Regions from separate parts of the Homo sapiens genome. Here regions 1 and 3 are each linked to region 2. Evidence: chromatin loops called from intact Hi-C (ENCODE). Cell type or tissue: endothelial cell of umbilical vein. All regions are shown on one strand.

Region 1 (4,000 bases), 280 kb before region 2:
TGTCACACCCTTGGTGAGAGAACCCATCGGCTAATCCAGGTCAATTTACACAGAAGGAAGTAGGGCCCTTGTTTCTAAGAAAAATTACATTCCAGGGCCTATTTTTTTTTTATTTGTTTGTTTTTTGAGACGGAGCTTTGCTCTTATTGCTCAGGCTGGAGTGCGGTGACACAATCTCGGCTCACCACAACCTCCGCCTCCCAGGTTCAAGCAATTCTCCTGCCTCAGCCTCCCGAGTAGCTGGGATTACAAGCATGCACCACCACGCCCGGCTAATTTTTTGTATTTTTAGTAGACATGGGGTTTCTCCATGTTGTTCAGGCTGATCTCGAACTCCCTACCGCAGGTGATTCCCCCGCCTCGTCCTCTCAAAGTGCTGGGATTACAGGCGTGAGCCACTGTGCCCGGCCTAGCAGGGCCTATTTTAAAAATAGAGAGCAAATTTGGATGCCAGGTGTCCAAAAAAAAAAGTTTCAGCTATAACTTAAAGAACACTGTTTTTGACATAGCGGAGAATATTGTACCAAAAATGTAGAAAATCACCATAAACTGCAGAAATTTACATTCAAAATATAAAATAACTTAAAAATCAAGATTTTCAGATCATCCTTAGGTATTTCATGCTAGGTATCTGCTATATAGTAGGTAATGAATAAATAAATATATTTACATGGCAGGACGCAGTGGCTCATGCCTGTAACCCTAGCACTTTGGGAGGCCGAGGCAGGTGGATCACATGAGATCAGGAGTTTGAGACCAGCCTAGCCAACCTGGCGAAATCCCATCTATACTAAAAATACAAAAATTAGCCGGCTGTGGTGGCACGCACCTGTAATCTCAGCTACTTGGGAGTCTGAGTCACGAGCATTGCTTGAATTTAGGAGACGGAGGTTGCAGTGAGCCAAGATTGCACCACTGCACTCCAACCTGGGTGACAGAGTGAGATTGTCTCAAAAAAAAAAAAAAATATATATATATATATATATATACACACACACACATATATATATACACACACACACACACTCATATATATATATATGTATGTATGTATAGGCCAGGCACTGTGCTCACACCTGTAATCCCAGCACTTTGGGAGGCCAAGGCGGGCAGATCATGAGGACAGGAGATCGAGACCATCCTGGCTAACACAGTGAAACCCCGTCTCTACTAAAAATACAAAAAAATTAGCCAGGCGTGGTGGGGGGCACCTGTAGTCCCAGCTACTCAGGAGGCCGAAGCAGGAGAATGGCGTGAACCCTAGAGGCAGAGCTTGCAGTGAGACGAGATGGTGCAACTGCACTCCAGCCTGGGCCACAGAGCAAGACTCCGTCTCAAAAAAAAAAATACACACACACACACACACACACACACACACACATATATTTACCTCACTAGGTAAATATAGAGCCAGTTGTTAGATGCATGATTAATATTAATGGTAAATAATGTTATTCAAATCTTCTTCTAAAACTGATCTTAAATGAGAATCTCCCAGTTTGAACTCACATCCAGGCCAATTTGAAAAGTGGATAAATTGCTTTTGCTTGCTTTACTCCTGCTAACAAATTTGAGAGATGCTTTTTTTCTAACATGAATGTGAGCATTCAGGACAGAGTCCATGGGGAATGTAGGCATATGGATTGATAACAAGAGCTGGTAGTCAAAAGTTAGTTGATAATGGATCCATAAGAGATAATTCTGATGCTCCTAAAAGATCTGCTCCACAATTTCCAGGAACTACACAGACATTTAGACAGAAGGCAGGAACCAGAAAAGAGAAAAATTACTTCCATAGAAAAATTGGCCCTTTCCCATCAGCACTTAAACATGCCCAACTTGCTCTTGTATCAAATAAAACCATTTTTCTACATCTTCTCTGGTAGGTATAACCCTACTTTCCCCCTTTCCTTAACCGTCCCAAACTTCTTGATAGTTGTTTACATTCCCTTTTTCTACTTCCTCTCCTCCCACTCATTTCTCAGCTCGCTACTTTGGCTTCTAACCCCATGCTCCATTGAAACACCACTTGCCAAGATCAACAACAACTTCCTTATAGCTAAACGTAACATGTTTCCATCTGTGTCTTAATTGGCCTCACAGAGGCTATGGATGAGAAAAACTCCCTCTTGGAAAAACTCTCTTCACTAACTTTTATGACTCAGTACTCTCGTTGTTTTCCTTCTGTTTATGTTCCATTGTAATATGTTGTCTTGGATTCATAAAGCCACCCAAGATGCAACACTCCCAAACTAAACTCACAATCTTTCTCTGCAGATATACCTTTCCTCCTGTGTCCTCCTTCAAAATTAACTCTTCCCATTTGTACGGATACTAAAGCTACAGTTCCAAGCAGCATCCTTGAATCTTCCCCCTCCCTCAGCACCCAATCCCACCACCAAACCAGTCCATCAGCATTGACTTTTTGTTGTTGTTGTTTTGAGACATGGTCTCAGTCCCATCACCCAGGCTGGAGTGTAGTGGCGCAATTGGCCTCAATTGGCTCGCTGCAGCCTCAATTTCCCAGGCTCAGGTGATCCTCCCACCTCAGCCTCCCAAGTAGCTGGGACTACAGGCGCACACCACCACGCCCAGTCAGTATTGACTGTCACGATTCCTAAATGCCTTTCAAATATTTCTACTTTTCTGCATCCTTTCTGAAAACACTCTAGTCAAGTAACAAAATAATGAATTATCTTAATGACTTCCTGTCCCTGAGCCTCAATTTCCTAGTATGTAGAGTACGACAGATAAAATGAATGCCAAGTTTCTGTCTTCTGTATCCTGTAATTATAAGAATGTATAACCAAGGAGAGGCTCAGGGAAAGTCAATTCCGGTGCTTTGAGACATGATTTTACTTTCCCTATTGAAATTAAACACGGTGGTAACCAAAACTGTGCCTCGCATCCTCAGTCATAACACTGCTTTTAAGGACAATCTAAGAGTCTGCAAGACAACTTGTAACAAGGTCTTTCCCCTTAAATAGACATCTGCTTTCTGCCACATTTCGACCTGTAGAAAAGATTTCAGAATGAAATTCTAATGCTGTTAACAAATTTACTTATTTTATTTCCTTAATCCATCTAAAGTTCTTAAGAAAAGGGATTATAGCTATTCTTGAAAATGTCCCATGCAGAAAAAAAAATATATCTTATGTAAAGATTCAGTCAATCTTTTTTGACTACTGTCTAGAGTGCATATTTTAAAAACCTGGATAGGCCGGGCATGGTGGCTCACACCTGTAATCCTAGAACTTTGGGAGGCCAAAGTGGGCAGATCACCTGAGGTCAGCAGTTCGACATCAGCCTGGCCAATATGGTGAAACCCTAGCTCTACTAAAAATACAAAAATTAGCTGGGCATGGTGCCAGGTGCCTGTAATCCCACCTACTCAGGAGGTTGAGGCAGGAGAATCGCTTGAACCCAGGAGGCGGAGGTTGCAGTGAGCCAAGATCACACCATTGCACTCCAGCCTGGGCAACAAGAGCAAGACTCTGAAAAAAAATAAAAATAAAAACAAAAAAATAAACCTGGATAACAGATAAAGGTTGATAGAGATTAGGGAGCAGGGGCGGGGAGGAGTAATAATGAAGTTTAGTTGATTTTCAGCAGTAATAAGGTGAAAATAAAAGCATTATAAAAGAAGAATAAAATATAAGTCAGGGCTGCTCTATGAAAAAAATAAATAACAATAAGCAGTGGGAAAAGTTAAGTGACACAATAAGGCCACTTTAATGGGAGAGAAAGTAAATTGCAAAATTGGGAGAAGCTGGGGAAACCTAAATGGCCAGTGTCAGAAATGTAAGGGGTCACTTCCTGCCCGAAGGATTCTTTGTTTCTGAAGTGTGTTGGTCCAGCTGAGAGAAGCATGGGGAGGATGTCATTTATCCTCTAAAAGGGAAATCCATCAACTGGAGAGATGTGCCGTGTCTCTCCAAAGGTCATTAGCAGATTGAAATTGCGACACTGCATTACTCTGATTAAGGATTAATTTTCTAAT
Region 2 (4,000 bases):
CTTGGGAGGGAAGCGGTGCTGTTCTAGCGGGAGGGAACAGTTTGTGCGCAACTTGGAGATGTGACAGCATGTGATATTTTAGGGGACTGGCCTGTTGTCCTGTGTGGCTGGGAGTTTAAGGTCACATGAAGTAAGACTTGTTGGCACTAAATTGTAAAGGGCTTCATGAGCCCTAAAGAGCTTGAAGAGCGAATGAAGGTTTTTGACACGATCAGATTTTTGATCCTTGTTAATATAGCTAACAATTTCACATCCAGAGTGCCAAGTCCGTAGGCAGCGGGGCTTGACCACAGCCGTCCTCTCTGGGGTCTGTGGTTCTTCATTATTGTTTACTTGATTCTGCCACTGCAGTTCCTATTTCCAGGAAACCAACAACCCTGTAAACACCTGTTTTCCTTTGACCACAGAACACAGCATAGTTTTATTAACAGGAGCCTGGTCTGCTAGGAAAAAACAACCTGCCCCCTTGGAACACAGTCTTGTTTTCCAGTTCACCACAGCTGCGAAGGAGCCCGGTGGGGACTCTTTGCTTTTAGTTCCTTCACCTCTGCTGTGTGCCCAGTAAATGAAAAGCCCCTTGCTCTTAATGGGTTTTTATATCATTCATGTTTTACATCTGTGAAGTCGAGTGGGCTTTATTCTTTTCGATTCTGACACCAGACTTCAGAAGCAGAAGCGATCCTGATCTGTAGGAGCTTGATTCAGAAAGCTAGGTGGGGGCTGGGTCTCAGTTCTGAGGCTTTCTGAGATGCAGGTGGGCTTCGCTGTATGGCCCCTAAGGAGGGATCCAGGACTGACTGTCTGCCCTGCAGTTTGCCACGATTCTATCCAAACGTCCATCTCTACTCTTTGGGCGTTTGTTCTAGTCTTTGCCAACTGCCATTTCCCCCACTCTCACCTTTGATGACTTAAGAATTTTGTATTTTTTGTTGCCTCATCACTGCCCTTGTGCTTTCCTGATCCCCACCCTGCGTCTTCCTCCCTTTCCGCATTCCCTGACCCACATACTTGTCCACTGGTTGAGATAAAGCCCTCAATTCAACGTATCTTCACTTGGCTTTTTTTTAAGTCGTGGTGGTGCGATAACAATACTGTCATTTCCTGAAGACTCACTGCAGGTGTCAAGTGCTGTGTTAAGTGTTTTGCAGCTGTTACCACTTTAATCCTTACAGCAACCCCTGCGACCTCTGTGTTTTATTATTATTCCTATCTTATGGATCACGAAACAGACACATTCTAGACTGCAGGCTGGCTGATTGGCAAGACCGCAGTTGACGTAGCCAGAGAACCAGAGAGAGGTTCATTTAACAGCAAAGTTTGGGCACTTGATTTGCCTGTGGACCTAATCTAATGTGTTAACTGGTTACGAGCCTTCCCCTCGACTTCCTCTTGAATAAGTAAATGAATCTAAACTTTAAATATTGGAATACCATACACATACAGAAAAGTGCATGAATCATACATGTCTAGCTCAGTGACTTTTCACCAAAGGCAGCCACCTGTGTAACCAGCCCTTGGATCAAGGAACAGAGCAGGATCATTGCCCAGAAACCCCTCCCATGCCCCTTGCAGTCACCAAGGTTAACCACCACCTTGACTTTCAATACTGCAGATGAATTTTGCCTGTGTTCGAAATTCTAGAAATGCGGTCATTTCCATGTCCATTATTTTGTATCTGGCTTCATTCTGAATTCAGGTGTGAGCGATATTCATGAATGCTCACTATCTGTTTATACATTCCTCTTTCTGATTGGTTTTACTTTTCCTAGTTCCTCAACCAGTAGAGAAAGTTAAGTTTCCTTCTGGGATCCCTTCACCATGGTCATGATGAGCCCTCAGTGTGGCCTTTTATTGAAAAAGCTCTGTTATTATTGTAGGTGAATAATTTCCTCCCCTGGTTTTTTCCTTCCAGTTGATCCCTCCTAAAGGCCCATCCACCCTTTGTGTTGCTCTGGCGTGTTCATTTGATTTGGCTCTCCAGCACAGCAGGCAGCACCAGCTTCCTGCGAGGCCCCCTGTGACTGATGTATTAACATCCATATGGGCTTCCCGTGGGACGGATGAGTGTTCACAGCTTCTGACAGCAGCTCGCTGCATTGTGAATCAATTTTAAATTGCCTCCATATGATGATCGCAGGCCTCCTGTGCAGTTTAAAGAAGAGGACACCTGGGAGAGAAGTGGGTGTCTTCCAAAGATCAGCAGACAGATCTCCCGTCTGTTACTCGGTGCATCTATTTAATCTGGAACATTTAACTCTATGATAAGCAGGCTTCCAGTTGGAGGAAGATAAAATCTCCTTTCTCTGAAAAATCTGAGATTGATGAAAGGGTGCCTCATGGAAACCTGGCCTTACCTGGAGGCGCCCAGCTTGATTTGTGGTACACAGAGAAAAACTAATCCTCACATGTGTAATTTCTCTCATGGCACCGAGATCTTTGAGAAGCAGTTTCTCCATCTTAAACACCATCCTTTAAATCATGTGCAACTCAATTGTTTTACTTTTATTTTTTAATTTTTTTTTTTTTTTTTTTGAGACAGAGTCTCTGTCGCCCAGGCTGGAGTGCAGTGGCACAATCTCGGCTCACCACAAGCTCCGCCTCCCAGGTTCACGCCATTCTCCTGCCTCAGCCTCCCGAGTAGCTGGGACTACAAGCGCCCGCCACCATACCCGGCTGATTTTTTTGTATTTTTAGTAGAGATGGGGTTTCACTCTGTTAGCCAGGATGGTCTTGATCTCCTGATCTCGTGATCCGCCCGCCTTGGCCTCCCAGAGTGCTGGGATTACAGGCGTGAGCCACCGCGCCCAGCCTCAATTGTTTAATTTTATGGAAATTTACTTGTCATTTCTTCAGTATCACCTGGCAATTTTTTTGTTGTTTTTGGACCCAGAGTATGGAGCCTGATTCTGAGTCATAGAACTTGGCTACTGGACTTTGTTCGTTGAGCATTCTTCAAAGCCTAGAATTCTTGTAGGACATGAATAGACTTAAACTCCCATAGTTCTGTGGCAGTCTTCAAGGGCAACAAAATGCTATTTGATTATGACTCCAAGTATCCCATAATAAGTGGCATAGGTTCCTGTTCAACTAACTATAATGTGCATGTTGAAATATCATGTGGACTCGATATATTGCTAAGGACACCAAATAATCCTGTTGGATAAAAAATGAGATTGAGTGGTTTGGTGATGTGAGGGCTTTGAGCTATATTGTTTTTATATGTGTATTTATTCCCCAGGACAGTCTCCATGGTTCCCATTATACGTGCTTATTCATTCAAATTAAGAGTAACATTAAGGATTTGGGCCAAAAAGCTATTTACTATTAGTTACTGGAACCAATTTGCCAGCAGATAACAGATTGAGATTATGTCCTGTGATTGAGTGGAGGGGAAGTTTAAAAGTCTTCATGTGTCTGATATTTTGCTTTTATGGAGGGAAGATAATAGCATGCATTTTATTTTCAAGCAAATGTATGTGGGTTTTAAGTGCAGGGTGCTAGAGACCTGGCATAATCGGTTTTCAGTTTTGTGCTTGCTAAGTTACTTTACAAAATTTGAGTTTGTATTAAAATGAAAATTTAAGCTCTGTGTTAGTACTCATGGTGTTTACATTATATTTAAAGCTGCCAATGACAAGCTCCAGAAAGGGCCCAGACTTTCTCGAGGGTAATGGGAAGGAGGAAGCAGTGCATACTTCACTTATTGTTTATGGTTTGAACTTCTAGCTCTCTTAGTGATTTCAAGTTAAGAAAGTGGAAGTAGTGGTCTTCAAAGTAGAATGTGCATAATTTTTTTTTTTTTTAAGACGTAGTCTTGCTCTTGTCGCCTAGGCTGGAGTGCAGTGGCGCGATCTCATTGTTCTCATTGTCCAACTCCCATTTATGAGTGAGAACATGCAGGGTTTGGTTTTCTGTTCCTGTGTTAGTTTGCTGGGAATGATGGTTTCCAGTTTCATCCATGTCCCTGCAAGGGACATGAACTCATCCTTTTTTTTATGGC
Region 3 (4,000 bases), 160 kb before region 2:
TACAAAACAAAAAGATAAATACATAGAAAGTACAGCATAGAAACTGGGATGAAGAAAAACTTACTATTCACTTCTGTACCTTTTGTATTTTGTAACAAGGACACAGTATAAGATTAGAAGAAAATATAAACAAAAAGTCCCCTGGGTCATTAGGCAATGGGTAAACTTCTGCCTTTACTGCATCAAATACATAAATACATTAAATAGTGTGTTTGAGGATAAGTCATGTGGGAAAAATGAAGCAGAGAAAGAGGGGGGAAGCACTGGAGGGGTGGGGTTCAAAATTTTTGTTTGTTTGTTTGTTTGAGACAGAGTTTCGCTCTTGTTGCCCAGGCTGGAATGCAATGGCACGATCTCGGCTTACCGCAAACTCCGCCTCCTGAGTTCAAGCGATTCTTTTGCCTCAGCCTCCCACATAGCTGGGGTTACAGACATGCGCCACCACGCCCAGCTAATTTTGTATTTTTAGTAGAGACAGGGTTTCTCCATGTTGGTCAGGCTGGTCTCAAACTCCCGACCTCAGGTGATCCGCCCACTTCAGCCTCCCAAAGTGCCGGGATTACAGGCGTGAGCCATCGTGCCCAGCCTAGGGTTTACAGTTTTATACAGAGTGGTCAGGAAGGCATCACTGCCAACATGAGATTTGAGAGAAGACTTGAGCCAAGGGAGGCAGGCAGCCACTGGGCATCTGGGGAAAAGCTTCCCAAGCAGTGGGAAAGGAAGTGCAAAGGTCCCGAGGCAGGAGTAGGCCTGGTGTGTTCCAGGAGCAAGGAGGGGTCAGTGGGGCTGCAGTGGTGGGAGCACAGTGGGAGCCGTGGAGACGCTGGAGCGGCACAGGGGCTAGTGCAGGGCCTGCTGGTAAGGGGGCCTTTGGCAGTCACTCTGAGAGGGAGGGGAGCCATTTAGCAGGTGGGAAGAAGAGGAGTCACAGGATCAGGCTCAGGCTTGAGCAGCCTCCCTCTGGTTGTAGGTTGAGAATGGACAGAGGGGTTGGCAGGAGCTGGGAGCTGTGGCTGTCATCTAGGCAGCTGAGAAATGGTGACTAGACCAGGCACTAAGAATAGAGGGAGTAAAAGCAACTGGACTCGATATATTTTGAAGGTAGGGCCTCTGGTGCTGTTAACAAGTCACCAACATAAATTGCATAAAACTCAAACATGGGCCGGTGCAGTGGCTCATGCCTGCACTCCCAGCACTTTGGGAGGCCAAGGCGGGTGGATCACCTGAGGTCAGGGATTCACGACCAGCCTGGCCAACGTGGTGAAACCCCATCCCTACTAAAACTACAAAAAATTAGGCATGATGGCAGGCGCCTGTAATCTCAGCTACTTGGAGGCTGGGGCAGGAGAATCGCTTGAACCTGGTAGGCGGAGGCTACAGTGAGCCAAGATCGCGCCATTGCACTCCAGCCTGGGCAACAAGAGCGAAACTCTGTCAAAAAAAAAAAAAAAAAGAAAAAAGAACAAAACAAAACAAAACAAAAACCCTCAAATATACTTTCCTCTTTCCTAAAACTTCTTTGGAAACTTAGCCTATGATGGAGTGCTGATGGAATAATGTGTGACCGTCTTTAAGGGAAAGACATTCTCATGGACCTCTGATGTCATCCCTAAGTGATTTTTATTAAAATGTTATTTTTAATATATGTAAACTTAAAACTAGATACAAAGAATGTTTTCATATAGACTTCATGCCACAATAAAACCAAAACAAACTTATAGGTGAACAAATGTAGGAAAGTCATACGATTCAAATGAATACTTTTAATTTAATGGAACAAATACAGAATGGTCACTCCCCTCAACGGCATGAAAGTGGTGCTCCCTGCCCAGGCTCTCCTGAGTTCAGCCTGCTGGCCTCATGCTTTGCAGTGACTCAATGCTTCCACTGCTTGTCTCTATTTACGTTATGCAGAACCTTCCTTTGTACATCCTGTGATGAGGTCATCGGACCTTCACTTGGTGAGAACACAACATTCACATGTCTGTGTGTTTTGTTTTTTTAAAAATTATTTACAATGATTTTTCAATGACAAAGAAACTGTCACTCCCTGTCACCAAGAAAATCTTAAACACAGATAAAAATGCAGGCCCTGAAAGTATGTGGAAGCTCTCCGTTAAGTTGATCATCCAAATGAACCAAAATATGTTGATCTTCACTGATTATTAGCATCAAAATGAAAATACAAAATTGAATTCTCACAGAGAACTCAAGGCCCCTTCAGAATACGACTGAAGACTTTCAAGGATCTTCAGACTTTAATTTGAGAAATATAAATGAAGTGAAAAAGGTCCTTGATTAAAAGTCAAAAAAATCTGGCTAAAAATCGCAGCCCTGACATTTGTAGCGAGTGGGCCTGGGATGTTTACCTCATAGATCTGTTAGAAAGATTAACTATGATCTGATAAAAATTATTTCTGAAATCATCTTATAACATGTTAGAAGATGCCTTGGCCAAGTATCCTGGAAAACAGTATGAGAGTAAGTGATACGTGCGTGACAGTGGGCGCTGCTGTCCCAGGGAAGCAGAGGAAAGAAAAGGGGAAAGGCCTATTGTTCAGTCATCATTATGGATAAGAATATTCCAACCTTCCCTTGCCCCCATTAGGGGGTTCAGATTTTGAATACAATTAGAAAAATACTAGTTCGCAATTTTGCATTTAAATTACATACAGAATTATTCTGTTTTTAAAATAAAGCCAACCCTCACCCCAAATTTTTATTATAAATAGAAAACATAAAATCTTTTATTCCTAGAAGCCATTTTGGGATTTTATTGTAGTATAGTCTCACGCCCTGATTACGGTCATGTGTACATGAAGTATATTTGCTGAAACTCGTTGCCTGATTTGAAATTCAAAACTTTAGAAATGCAAACATGCAAACATGATTGCAAATATGCAAAGTACAAGGTCTTATACGAATGGCCCTAATCAAGGCAAAGTCCTTTAAAATAAATACATAAAACAGAGTTTAGAATAGGCTAAGAAGCAGTAACACATGCAAAGTAGCTAATTGCTCTTGGTTCACCATGAATATTAATCTTATTTAACCTGTAAAAGATAACTACAGGGAAAATACCAAAAGGCCTGCTCCATGTCCCATCATTTTTTCCACCCAGCCATTTTGCAGTTTTCACTTCTCAATTTCAGGCTCTGTGCCTATTCTTAGACATTCAATAATACCCAGTATAAGCCACTGCATGTTAGGCATGAATTAATTAACAATAATATCCAGGTTGCTGGCAACATACTACCCGCAAGTAGGGTCAAGCAAGATGGGTGGTGGAGAGAAGGTGTGTTCTGTGGTCTTATGTCAGATACCACTGAGTTGAGTAAATGGACATTTGGTGCATTTCATGCTGCCTATGGGTCTTTGGACATTTTACCCACCATCACAGCCCTTGCAGAGATAGCCACCCATGCAGAAAGAGATAGGACCCTTTGAGAGCGTGCTGACTGACTCATCCAGGTAAGGAGGCCACAGTGAGCACAGCCCGTCCAGTGAGCTAGCAGAGGCAAGTCTCCAACATGACAGTCCTCCAGTAAAGGGTGGACATCTCAGCTCAGACCAAATCAAGCAAGAAAAAAACAACAGTGAGCATGCCAAAGAGAATCCAATCCAAGTAAGCCTAGAAAACCCCCTTAGCTGCGTCAATCCGCAGTGGTCACTGCTTCCTTAGGGAGGAGAAACTGAGGTGAATATAAGAACTCATTGAAGTCCCGTGCGCTATGGTACATATAAATATGAGTGTAACTGCTGTGTATTTAGTTTGCTTTAGAGTGTGGGTCCAGCCATTCTCAATATCTTCTGTCATCTTTGGAGTTTCGAGTTAAAAACAAACAAATGAAAGAATCTTATAGTTTTTGCCATATAGATGCATCTGATTAGGTTTTTGATTTCTGACTTTTACCAAGACTCTGATTATTACCAAGATGGCAAAAATCCCTAAGAAACATTTCTCAAGTCCATATGCAAGTATGTTATGTATGTTTAGTAA

Evidence for each region. Hi-C counts contacts between places; a loop is a spot of excess contacts. Peaks named below come from ENCODE experiments on the same cell type or tissue, not always from the same donor. Only the 100,000 strongest peaks of a DNase experiment are listed, where the experiment ranks them.
Region 1: a loop joins it to region 2, with 9 times the contacts of the local background. A loop is called at or near these places in 1 of 110 quality-filtered maps.
Region 3: it touches region 2 in a loop (3-fold over the local background); 1 of 110 quality-filtered maps calls a loop at or near these places.

What each region holds. Positions count from the first base shown.
Region 1 is chr9:81,873,211-81,877,210 of GRCh38, reverse strand. No RefSeq gene overlaps it. Among named protein-coding and RNA genes, the nearest start is that of SPATA31D4, 53 kb to the left of the region's middle. In endothelial cell of umbilical vein, no CTCF peak of the experiment used is centred here; DNase peaks (open chromatin) are centred at 2,100 and 2,810; H3K27ac peaks cover 1,710 bases.
Region 2 is chr9:81,594,347-81,598,346 of GRCh38, reverse strand. All of the region lies in intron 14 of TLE1 (TLE family member 1, transcriptional corepressor), which reads left to right. Among named protein-coding and RNA genes, the nearest start is that of TLE1, 93 kb to the left of the region's middle. RefSeq lists enhancers at 1,768-2,461, 2,462-3,157. In endothelial cell of umbilical vein, no CTCF peak of the experiment used is centred here; DNase peaks (open chromatin) are centred at 416, 1,206, 1,976 and 2,916; H3K27ac peaks cover 2,965 bases.
Region 3 is chr9:81,757,771-81,761,770 of GRCh38, reverse strand. The region is part of intron 3 of TLE1-DT (TLE1 divergent transcript); the gene reads right to left. Among named protein-coding and RNA genes, the nearest start is that of TLE1-DT, 70 kb to the right of the region's middle. RefSeq lists an enhancer at 764-1,265. In endothelial cell of umbilical vein, no CTCF peak of the experiment used is centred here; a DNase peak (open chromatin) is centred at 1,890; H3K27ac peaks cover 1,770 bases.